2 separate regions of the Homo sapiens genome follow, and region 2 is linked to region 1. Evidence: chromatin contacts called from ENCODE Hi-C or POLR2A ChIA-PET data. All regions are on one chromosome and are shown on one strand. The core of a region is the stretch at or near the end of the contact, and the rest is flanking DNA. Distances in the headings are between cores, read along the strand shown.

Evidence for each region. Hi-C counts contacts between places; a loop is a spot of excess contacts on that map. ChIA-PET counts read pairs that join two places held with the same protein, here RNA polymerase II (POLR2A). Pooled maps may share reads with other maps.
Region 2: a loop to region 1 is called in a map of naive thymus-derived CD4-positive, alpha-beta T cell, with 4 times the contacts of the local background. The contact joins two enhancer-like sites. A Hi-C loop is called at or near these places in 1 of 168 maps with a recorded cell type or tissue (naive thymus-derived CD4-positive, alpha-beta T cell) and 6 of 50 pooled maps. POLR2A ChIA-PET finds 5 or more read pairs at or near these places in 1 of 52 experiments (GM12878).

What each region holds. Positions count from the first base shown.
Region 1 is chr13:40,983,033-40,988,679 of GRCh38, reverse strand. All of the region lies in intron 1 of ELF1 (E74 like ETS transcription factor 1), which reads left to right. Among named protein-coding and RNA genes, the nearest start is that of ELF1, 33 kb to the left of the region's middle. RefSeq lists enhancers at 3,519-3,798, 4,218-4,287. Within about 2 kb of position 2,544, at least 4 of the 41 ENCODE cell types and tissues checked have a DNase peak (open chromatin) inside an H3K27ac peak, as active enhancers do.
Region 2 is chr13:42,388,616-42,394,251 of GRCh38, reverse strand. No RefSeq gene overlaps it. Among named protein-coding and RNA genes, the nearest start is that of LINC02341, 33 kb to the left of the region's middle. Within about 2 kb of position 1,356, at least 3 of the 41 ENCODE cell types and tissues checked have a DNase peak (open chromatin) inside an H3K27ac peak, as active enhancers do.

The DNA of each region.
Region 1 (5,647 bases), core at 1,295-3,794:
TAAGGCAAGATGATATGATATAGTAAACTTGGGAGATAATAATAGTAAAACTCTAAGACTTAAAGTAGTAAATAGGGAAATCTACAAACCCTCTGCACCAGTTGTTTCAGTTAAAAATATGGTTGAAAATGATTTATCCCAAATATCAAGAGATTGCATAATATATAAAAGCATTTTAATTGACAGTTGTACTGGGGTATGGTAAGGTACTTTTGCTAGGTATTTGTCTAGGGGATTTCTTATTTTTCCAGATATTCTGCTAAGGAAAAAATATTAATGAAGTTCTGTTAATATAGATATAAAGGTACCAGTAGGAAATCTGGGCTTTTCTTGCTTTCTTTGCCACTAACTGGCTGTGTGTCCTTGGACACATCAGAATGCTCTAGGCCTAAATTCTTTTTTCTTTTCAGTGAATATGTTGTCCTAGGTAATCCTTAGATCTTTTTCAGCTCTAATATCCTGTGATTTCACACTTTTAGATTGAGAATGGGCAAACTTTGGAAGACTGTGTGCAGTTTATCTTCATACCACTGACTTCATTTCTGCTGGGAGCTAATATAGAGCCTTCTACCATGTTATAATAGAAAACAGATTTTTTAAAAGACCAAACTATGGTCAATCACACAGGAATTCAGTCATTACAGATTATGGGTTTATTGCTTGCTTCTCATTTCTACTTGGTATAACTTCACTTCTTTTCTCTCACTTTCTTACTCTGTTTTCTTTCATTTCTGTTATATTTTTTCAATGGTTTTTCCGAATATTGCATTTCTTACCATGACTATCTGTATATACTGAAAAGAGCCCTTTTATTAGGTTACCACATCTTGTGAAAGTTCTTTCTGTTCAGTTACTTGGTGTCTAGAGTTACTGTAGCATTCCAGTTTTTTAGATACTGCCAACCTACAAACATGCCATATGTACATAAACAGACACAGTCTGAATTACATACTTCATTAGAGAAGTCATTCAACCACGTCATTGCTTTAAGCTGGTATATTTCACCTTCTTTATCCCAGAATTGTCTGATCTAAAACCTTTTTGTTTGATTGATTCTCTTTATTAATTTTCTTTCTTTTTTTTTTTTTTTTTTTTGAGACAGAGTCTTGCTCTGTTGCCCAGGCTAGAGTATAGTGGCGTGCCTCGGCTTACCACAGCTTCTGCCTCCTGGGTTCAAGCAATTCTCCTGCCTCAGTCTCCCAAGTAGCTGGGATTACAGGCACTCACCACCATGCCCAGCTAATTTTTTTTTTGTGTTTTTGGTAGGGACGGGGTTTCACCATGTTGGTCAGGCTGGTCTCGAACTCCTGACCTCAGGTAATCTACCCGCCTCGGCCTCCCAAAGTGCTGGGATACAGGCGTGAGCCACGGCACCGGACTATTTATTAATTTTCACCATAAACAGTTGGTACCATAGTAACTTAAAAGGAGAGCAGTGATTTTCGGCCGGGTGCTGTGGCTCACGCCTGTAATCCCAGCATTTTGGGAGGCCGAGGCGGGTGGATCACAAGGTCAGGAGATCGAGACCATCCTGGCTAACACGGTGAAAGCCCGTCTCTACTAAAAAATACAAAAAATTAGCCGGGCGTGGTGGCGGGCGCCTGTAGTCCCAGCTACTCAGGAGGCTGAGGCAGGAGAATGGCGTGAACCCGGGAGGCGGAGCTTGCAATGAGCCGAGATGGCGCCACTGCACTCCAGCCTGGGCGACAGTGAGACTCCCACTCAAAAAAAAAAAAAAAAAAGAGCAATGATTTTCTAAAAATATATTTATGAATTCGTGGGTTTAATATCCTTGTGTCTAAAAACCTTTCTGAAGGAATCTTAAATTTACATTCAATCAGTGATCAATTTTGACTATCATATTTTTTTTAGTACCTGAAATCTTCTATAATAAATTAAACAAGTAGCCATTTGAAGTGGTTGTAGTAGCTAGTAGTGTGGCTGAGGGTTTTGTGTTTACCATCAGTGAAGTCATTTTGTTTGGAATGAGGCATAATGGGACTCTGTGTTAGGGAAGCTTGCCAGAGTGAAGTCCTCGCCTTGAAGCAGCAGGATTTGTTAAAAAGACGCCAAACCTTGAAGCACTGGAATAGAATTACAGTTTTGTTGACAATGGGCTATAATGTTCTTTTTCTGGAGTCTAGCAAATAGCTATGGTAATAGAGACTTCCAGGGAGTACAGAAATGACCCTTAAGGAATTATTAGTTACCTAGCATGCACCTGTTACATATTTCTTGCATATACTTACAGCGCTAAAGAAGCTAATGTTAATTCAGTGCATGTTATGTGCCAAGTATTCTGCACATGCATTTTTGCATCTACACAACAGCTCTAGGTTTTGGTATTACTTTACCCGTTTTACAGAAGGAAGAGACTTGAGACTGACACCTATTTTATGGAAAGAGGGGACTGAGACACCAAGCAAGTAACTTGTCCAGTCTTCTGTCACACTGCAGAAGATTGGCACCCAATCGGTCTGACTCCAGAGCCTGTTCTCTGAACTGCTTTGTGTTACTATTTTACTTTAACTCCAAAGCTTATTTTGGGGATGACAGGTTAGGAACCTTGTTGCTAAGTATTCCTGTGGCATGTCTCCTTGGAGAATAAGAATATGGTCCTCACCCAATTAAGAGACATCTGAGCCAGCCTAAGATTTTTTTATTATCTGGTAGATGTCTGCCTGGATGCCCTCTGAAAACTGTGCAAATAAGTTGACCGCTTATGTCTGTGTGATGAAGAAGTAGTTTCACTTATGTTTTTCCTTGTTACTTTATAAAGACTGACACTTTGAAAAAAACATGTTTGAGAACTATTAATACAGCAGAGTGCTTCCTGACTATAATAGATAATTAAGGATGGGTAAATTTAAACAAGTTTTAAATTTACTGAGGACCTTTCAATTTGTTAGGTTAGAACAGAAGCCTTTTTTCTAATCCGAGTGCCCATATTTTTTTTCCATCTAAGACCGTATTTGAGGAATTAGATGATGCATTTAGTTTTGGACATGTTTTTTACACACTGACTTCAAGGGGCACTGATGTAGACTTGTCTTATAGTTTAGTGACTGGATTTGGAGCTCAGAAGCTGAACCTAGAGATGGAGATTTTAAAAATTTTTTACATATGCGTTTACTTAATCTGTGTTATAAACTGTTATAGCAGAAAGGACTTTGGTGGATTTTAGAGGCCCAGCTGTATATTACAGTTTTAGAGAGAGTCCTGATTTAGGAAACAAGAATTCTAGTTTTAGTTCTGTTTTGCTTGTAGACCGTGAGAACTTGACCACCCCAATTTACTAATTAAAAATGGAATCATTGATTTAGATCTTCAGTCTTGTCTGTTACTGAAAAAATTGTAAGATACCTGGGCTTTGTAATCAAAGATTATAAGAATCTTTGATATCTACAGGTGCTCCCTCTGGATCAGGTATCAGAAAATGTATTCTCAAGAATCACCTTGATGCAGAAGAGTATATAAGTACACAGGGGAGAGGAAGAGGAGCAGGAAAGATGACAGAGAATCAAAGACATGATTGAGCCAGTAAAATGCTTTTCTTTGCTTACACATTTTCAGTTTGTGGACTTCTCTATAGAAATAAGCAAAAGCTACATGCCAGAGCAAAAGTGTCTTTTTCTGCTGCAATAAGTGGCTTAGTGATTGTGGGGAGCCATTTCAGTTTTGATTTATTACTGTTAGTTGTTAGTATGTATAAGGTGTGGGTATGTTGGTTGCTTATCCTGATTTTTTAGATTTCTGAAAGACAACTGTTAAAGCACAGTAGCAGTGTGGAAGTGCTGGTACGAAAAGGTACATGACAGCAGTGGAAAAGAAAGTGAAACTTAAATTTACCTAGACGTATTCACACTGGCCATTGGCACAATGTCATTTTGCATTTATGAACAAATGGGTTTTGAAATAGCCTTCTGGAACCTAATCTTTTACAGAGAAACTTCTGTATCAGCAAACATCCCTTGATTCTGGTTATGTTTTCTTACTCTCGTTTTTCAAGCTTGTGATAATAGTTTCCTCTTTATCAGAAGTATATCAGTTATTCTTTTTTAAATAAAGGATATTTGTAGAAATAGCTTAAATATCTAATGATATTTATTTATTGAACACAGAGTCTCATTCTGTAATGCAAGCTGGAGTACAGTGGCAATCATGGCTCACTACGGCCTTGAACTCCTGGGCTCAAGTGATCCTCCTGCCTCAGCCTCCTGAGTAGCTAGGATCACAAATGCACACACACCAACACAGCCAACTAATTTTTTATTTTTTGTAAAGACGAGGTCTTGCTATGTTGCCCCGGTTGGTCTTGAATGTGTAGTCTCAAGTGACTCCTTCCCCACCAGCCTGCTAAAATGCTGGTGTTACAGGTGTAAGCCACCATGCCTGGCCTGATAAGATATTTAAAACAGTATTTGTCATCAATATAATCCTTTTTGTCATCACTGTGGGCACACAGGTTTGGGAGGTACAGAAGAAATTTTAGACAATGGTTATTTCCCCAGAAGAGGTTTTGCTTCAGTTGTCTTGGTGCCTGGCACATTGCCTTGCAAATAATTGGTACTCAAACATGTATTCAGTTGAATTAAGGGGACACAGTTTTCAAATGTAAGACAATGTACTACAATTCATGCTAAATTGGTTGTACGGGCAGTAATTGCTGTGTTTTTGAAGGGAGCAGTCCTTGTAGTTTGAGGCATAGATGTTGGGAGGCTTTGTGAAATAAATGGGGCTTGAGCATTGAATGGAAAAGATGGGATTGAATGCTGGCAAGTAGAAGATGGGTGTGTTGCAGGCATAGGAAATAACAGAAGTTGAGAAAAGAGGCAAGACTGAATAGTTTGTGTGGAGGAACATAAGGCAGGTCTACTACAGAGGAATTGGGTTGGATAATAATTTAAGGAAAAAGGTATTATAAATAATAATAAGTACAAGGCCAAATGTATCTATCTGTGATCAATTTAAATCAAAACACTTTTTTTTTCCCTCTTCTAGATATGGTACATTGCTCAAAAACCACCTGAATGTGCTAAAAATACTTTCCCAGTGTTGGAGTTAAACTTCCTGTTAAAAGGGAGTGGATGAGAGTGGGAAATTTGCTGGGTTGGAATTTAGTGTAGTGAGTAGAAATATCATCTGAATTGGATTCTTAATTCTTATTTTATTTTGAGTTCTTGCTAGGAAAATCACAGTCATCCATGATGACCCCTAAAGCCCAGGACACATAGGGACTTGGCTTTACAGAAATTAGGAAACCGATTAAGTGATTTGGCTGACACATACTAGCTGGATTTACGTTTTCAGGGAAACTGATTCACTAGATCAGCTTCATCCCCAGACTTGTCTCTTTAAAATTATTAGGAAATTACTGGCCATCCTTTCCTTGGAGTCAACTTCTTTTTTAAAGTGTTTGTAATAAAACTGTAAATGCTAATTCAAAGAACTAATGTTATTTAATGTGATTATTTTTGTATCTTTCTTTTCAGGCCATAATCATTTGATGAAAATGTAGTAAGATTGTGATAAACACCTAAAGAATTTTTTCCTTTTGTTAGTATTGATAACTTTTTTTTTAAATAGGCAAACATCTTTGGCAGACATTTTAAAAGCCTTTGTCCCTTCGCTGTGAAATTGTTTTCAC
Region 2 (5,636 bases), core at 107-2,606, 1.4 Mb before region 1:
AGAGTGCCTAAGGGCCAGGCATGCATCATAAGTAGCCTGGGCTTGAAATGAGTGAAGATGTAAACAGAGCATGCTCTCAAGAATTCTGTTAAATGATTTCTCACTCCTAACTCCTACACATAAGGGTCAGGACACTTTCAGTCTTGAGTGACAGAAATTCAACTCAAATTAGCTTAAATCAAGAAAGAAATCCATGAGTTTATTCACTGAAATGCATTTGACCTCGGGCAAGGCTGATGTAAGGTTTCAGACAATGTCATCATACACGTGCCTCTCTCTGCACCTGCTGGACAGGTGCTCTCCAAAAGGTGAGAAGGTGGTTGCCAGCATAGAATTCCAGTGGAATGAAAGTAGTTTCAAATAGTTCCAACAGAAAGGTCCTGGGAAGCCTCTGCTTGGGTCATGTGCCCATTTCTAAACCACTCCTGGGTCACGTGGCTTCCTCTGTGGCAGGGTGGGTCTGGCTCCAGTTGTGGAATACGTTCTCCACCAGACAGAAACATCCAGTTCCTAGAAGAATGGAAATAGATGCTGGACAGGCAAAACACCCAATGTCTCCCACACCACGCTGAGCCAGCAGTGAACCAGAACTGTAGAAACTCTCAGCAAACTGGGATGCCAAATGCATCCAGGGAACAGTCTTCCAAATCTCACAAGTTTCCAATAAAAGACAAAGAAAGAGCGGAGGCTGGATCTCTGGAACATAACAATGTGGCACTCTATTTCTTTCTATTACTGGATAAAGTGTTTCCAGTGTGGTAGAGCTAAGTAGCCACAGACTTTGCTGCAATCATCAAAATGTTTTTATGACTCATGAGATAAATGAGAAAAACACACGGAAGAGTCAAAGTTACACTGAAGTTAGATTGTAATCACACCCTTTACTTCTAACAACCCGCTGCTGACAAAGTTTCCTGCTGAGAGCACATTACTGACTTATTTTCTCCACAGAGGGCATCTATCAATCCTAAAGCAGATTATCGCCTGGACAGATTATGTGAGACCTGCTTTTCACACAGGTTGGTGTCCTGTCAACAATCAATGCAGCTCCTGTCTCTACCACTGAGGCAGTCTGCTGAAGAGAACACTGACCCACTGGCCCAGGAATCCAAATTTGGGGATATTGAGTCTTCTGATGGGCCACAAATCAGCTTAAATGACAACACTTTCTTTAAACACTACACGAAAGGCTCATAAGTGGATGAGGATGCTTTTCTGCACTAAAAGGATCAGTCCTCTCTCTAGTAGCGAGGACACTTTAACACCCTGATAGTCCTTCCAGGAAGTAGAGCTTTCTGAGATAGGCCTCCAAGTCACAGAAGAGGGCCTCAGACAGAGCTTTCCCTGACTTTGTGGTAACTGGGGTTTTCTCACCATCAGGCCTCTGTGCCTCCAATAGGCCCATGTCTCAGTAACAGCAAACCACCAAAATTCATCAAGCACCTGCTATGTGACAAGCATGGGAACACAAAGATTAATAGGGAGAGATATTCCCTGGCAAAATGGCATTTTGAGCTCAAGTTGTGGGCCCCCTCATCTCTACTCCAAACACAGCAATAATATGTAAAACATGTATTTCTGCAATAAAAATAAAATCACACTGAAAAATCAGATAAATACTTCCATGAAAAAGAAAGAGTAATAAATAGTGTCAAAACCATGGGCCTCTTGGTCTCTTGGTCAAGAAGGCATAGATGACCAAAGTCTGATTCTTTTGGGGTAACAGGGAGCAAAACCTTCCAGATATGGCAGAGGACCCAAGTCAGGATCACCACCTGAAGCCAGGCATGGTGCTGAGCTCCCTTGTTTGTAAAAGGAGGTGGAAAAGCTAAAACATTGGCCTTTCTATAGGCCAGTGGATGGGCAGGAAGCAGGCACAGCCCTGGAGCCCCGTCCTGGGGGAAGCCACCCACCAGCTGAGTGGCTACATGTAGGTATCCCCAGTACATGAGGTAAGAGCCCATCCACCAACATTCAACCTGGATCCAGAACAGAGTTCCTGGGAACCAGACAGAGGCAATGTCAAAACCATTAACTGGGGAGGAAAATAACCCAGAGCTATGGGGAGAAGTGAGCTCCTCAGGAAGAGCATACAAACCTAAATTTGAAAGAAAATTTAACAGGAAGAAAGTTAGACAACAAGCTCAAAGACCAGCAACATTTACTCCCTCCAAATAGAAACACCTGAGCAATCTCAAAAGCATTTAAAAGAAGCATGCTTAAAACCCTCAGAGATAAAGGAAGTAATTACATCTATGAGAAACAAACAAACAAAAAAAGCAGATATGAATAAACAATATATGGTTCTGAAAAGCAACCAAATACTAGTCCTGAAAACAGAATATACTGTCATTGAAATTGGAAGCTCACAGACTGCCCAGAAGATAGCACAGAAGATAAAAAGAAGACATGAAAAGGGTCATCAGAAGCCAAGAGGACAGACTGAGGGATTCCAACAGAAGACTCACAGCAGCCCCAAAATGAAAGAATAGAAGAATTGGTGTAGAAAAAAATATATAGAAGGAACTAACAGTTCATAATTTTCCAGTATTGAAAAAAATCATAGATTTATAGTGAACACTGGGCATCAAATATATATATTCCTAACTAGATGCATTGTAATGAAACTGCAGAACATTGCTATAGAGAAAAAAATTTAAAATCTAACAGGGAAAAAGACAATCCACAAAAGAGTAGCAATAAGACCAACAGCAGACTTCTCATCATTAACAACAAATATCAGAAGACAGAAGAGTGATGTGATCAAAGCTTAAGGAAAAATAAGTATTCTTTACCTATTTGAACTATCATTTAAGAAGAAGGTGAGGTAGATATTTTTAGACATATGAAGTCTAAGAACTTTTAACACCTACGGACACTCACTAAATGAAAAATAGTTCCTCAAGAGGAAAAAGGATCACAAAGAAGGAGTACAAATTTATTTTAAATGGTGAGCAAAGAAACTGGTAAATTATATTGATAATTTAACTACTAACTATCAAAAATAACTCTTTTATTTTAAATTCTAGGTGACAAAAATAAGGAAGATAGAGGAATGAGAGTGACTGAATAATTTCAGATGTTATTAGAAAACTCATGTATGGTAAAGATATAACCTACCAAAAAGTTAAATGTATAGTTTCCAAAGCAATGGAGAGAAAAAAGTGTTGGGAAGAAATTAAAATGTATGTATTTTTAAGATGTTAACAATAAGTCCAAATATGGTGATAATCACAATAAATATCAACATATTAAATTCATGTATTAGAAGACAATCTATCAGGTTGAATTTTTTTAAAAGCTCATGTATTTTAGAAAGTGCACGTTGTTGGCAAAGCAGTAGAGGGAGTCGAAGTAGATGTCAGGGTTTCTGCCACAGAGACTTGGCTCTGCCACACATAAGATGAGGAAGACCTTACCTAAGGCAGCTCTGGGATGGGGCTGTAGAGAAGAGAAGGGCCTGAAAGGACATACAGCAGGAAGAACTGATGGACATACCAGCCAACTGGATTGGGCTAAGTTCAAAGAGCCTCCTTACAAAGATAGCACAGTTTTATGCTGGGTAACATCTACAAATGGGTGGTGGTTAAAAGTGAAGATACTGGCCAGGCAAGGGCTCACGCCTGTAATCCCAATACTTTGGGAGGCCGAGGTGGGCAGATCACTTGAGGTCAGGAGTTCGAAATCATCCTGGCCAACATGGTGAAACTCCGTCTCTACTAAAAATACAAAAATTGACTAGGCATGGTGGTGCGTGCCCGTAGTCCCAGTTACTTGGGAGGCTGAGGCAGGAGAATCGCTTGAACCCAGGAGGCAGAGGTTGCAGTAAGCCTCGATCACGCCACTGCACTCCAGCCTGGTGACAGAGCGAGACTCCATCTCAAAAAAAAGTAAAGATACTGATCAAATTGCCTACACAAACGGGAGAAGACTAAGGCCCAAATCCTTGGCAACACCAGCTTTTAAAAGCCATACAGAGGAAGATTCAACCAAGAACCCCCAAAACATATAAGATCAAAAGAGAATTTTGTCATATCAGTCACTGATTTAAGGGGTAGAGGGTCACCAACATCAGTTAATTTTAGAGGTCAAGAACCAAGAAGCACATAGTGAGTTTGACAATATGGAGGTCACTGGGGAGCTTTGGCCTCATTGATTAATGAGTCGTGTGTCAGATTGAATCCCAGAAACCTGATCCCATCTACCCACAGATTTTCTCCAGATGACCTTGGTTATTAATTAGACAATTTAATGCCCATAATTAAACATCATCTTCTTGTAGCCAGGATTCTCCTTGACCACTCTTGAGGCTTCTTCAAAATTCTCATGATAGACATATACACAATGCAATATTATTCAGCCTTTTAAAATAAATAAAATCCTGTCATGTGTAACAACATGGATGGAGCTGGAGGTCATTATGCTAAATGAGACATAGAAAGAGAAATACTGAACAATTTTACTTACATGTGGAATTTAAAATAATCAAATTCATAGTAAGATGGTGGTTGCCAAGGGTTGGCAGAAGGGGGAATGGGGCGATGTTGGTCATGAAGTATAAAAATGGTAACTACAGGCCAGGCACAGTGGCTCACACCTGTAGTCCCAGTACTTTGGGAGGCTGAGGTGGGAGGATTGTTTGAAGCCAGGAGTTTGAGACTAGCCTGGGCAACAGAGCAAGACCCTATCTACACACACACACACACACACACACACACACACACACAAAATTAGCCAGTCAAGGTGGCACACACTTGTAGTCCCAGCTACTCAGGAGGCTGAGGTGGGAAAATTGCTTGAGCCCAGGAGTTTGAGGTTAGAGTGAGCAAGGATTGCACTACTGCATTCCAGCCTGGGCAACACAGAAAAAAAAAAAAAAAAAAAAAAAAGCATAACTTTGTAGAGGCAATATATATGTTAATTATGTGGAAAGCAGTGATTATTTCACAATGTATACACATATCAAAACATCAAGTTGTATGCCTTAAATATATACAGCCTTCATATGTCAATGATATCTTAAAGCTGTTACCAAAAAATCAAGAGTTCCCAATTCCCATAATATCAACTTCAAAGCAGCTGGCTTCAAGAACAGATGTTTGAGCTCTGTTCCCTGACTTCTCTGCCCCTAGTTTCAGGATTTTCTCACTTTTTCTTTTAAGGAAGGGATGCACCTTCTTTTGTTTTGGAGGGGTAGAAGGAATCAGTCATCTTACGTTTATGTTCACAGTAGCCAATATTTACCAAGCACCTTCCATGTGCCAGGCACTGACCTAGGGGTTTTCATATACTGTATTTAATTTTCTCCTTACAAGCTTGTGGTAAGGCAGGAACTGTTGTTCCATTTTACAGAAGAAGGAATCCTCAGACAAAAATTACAAACACTGCTTCTTTTCAGCTAAGAGTGAACAGAAACACTCCAGATGCCATCACTCCAGGGTCCAAGTTCTACTGTAGCCACACTGAACATAAATAACATGCCATGGGTCCAATAACATGAGCTGAATTGTGGAATTATGAATAATTTTTTAAACATTTTGGGTAGAGTGTGTGAATGGAACTGCCTCAAGAAAGTAGACTTGGGGAGGGAGGGAAAGAGTAAGCAAGGAAGGAGGGGAGAAAGGGAGAAAAGGCAA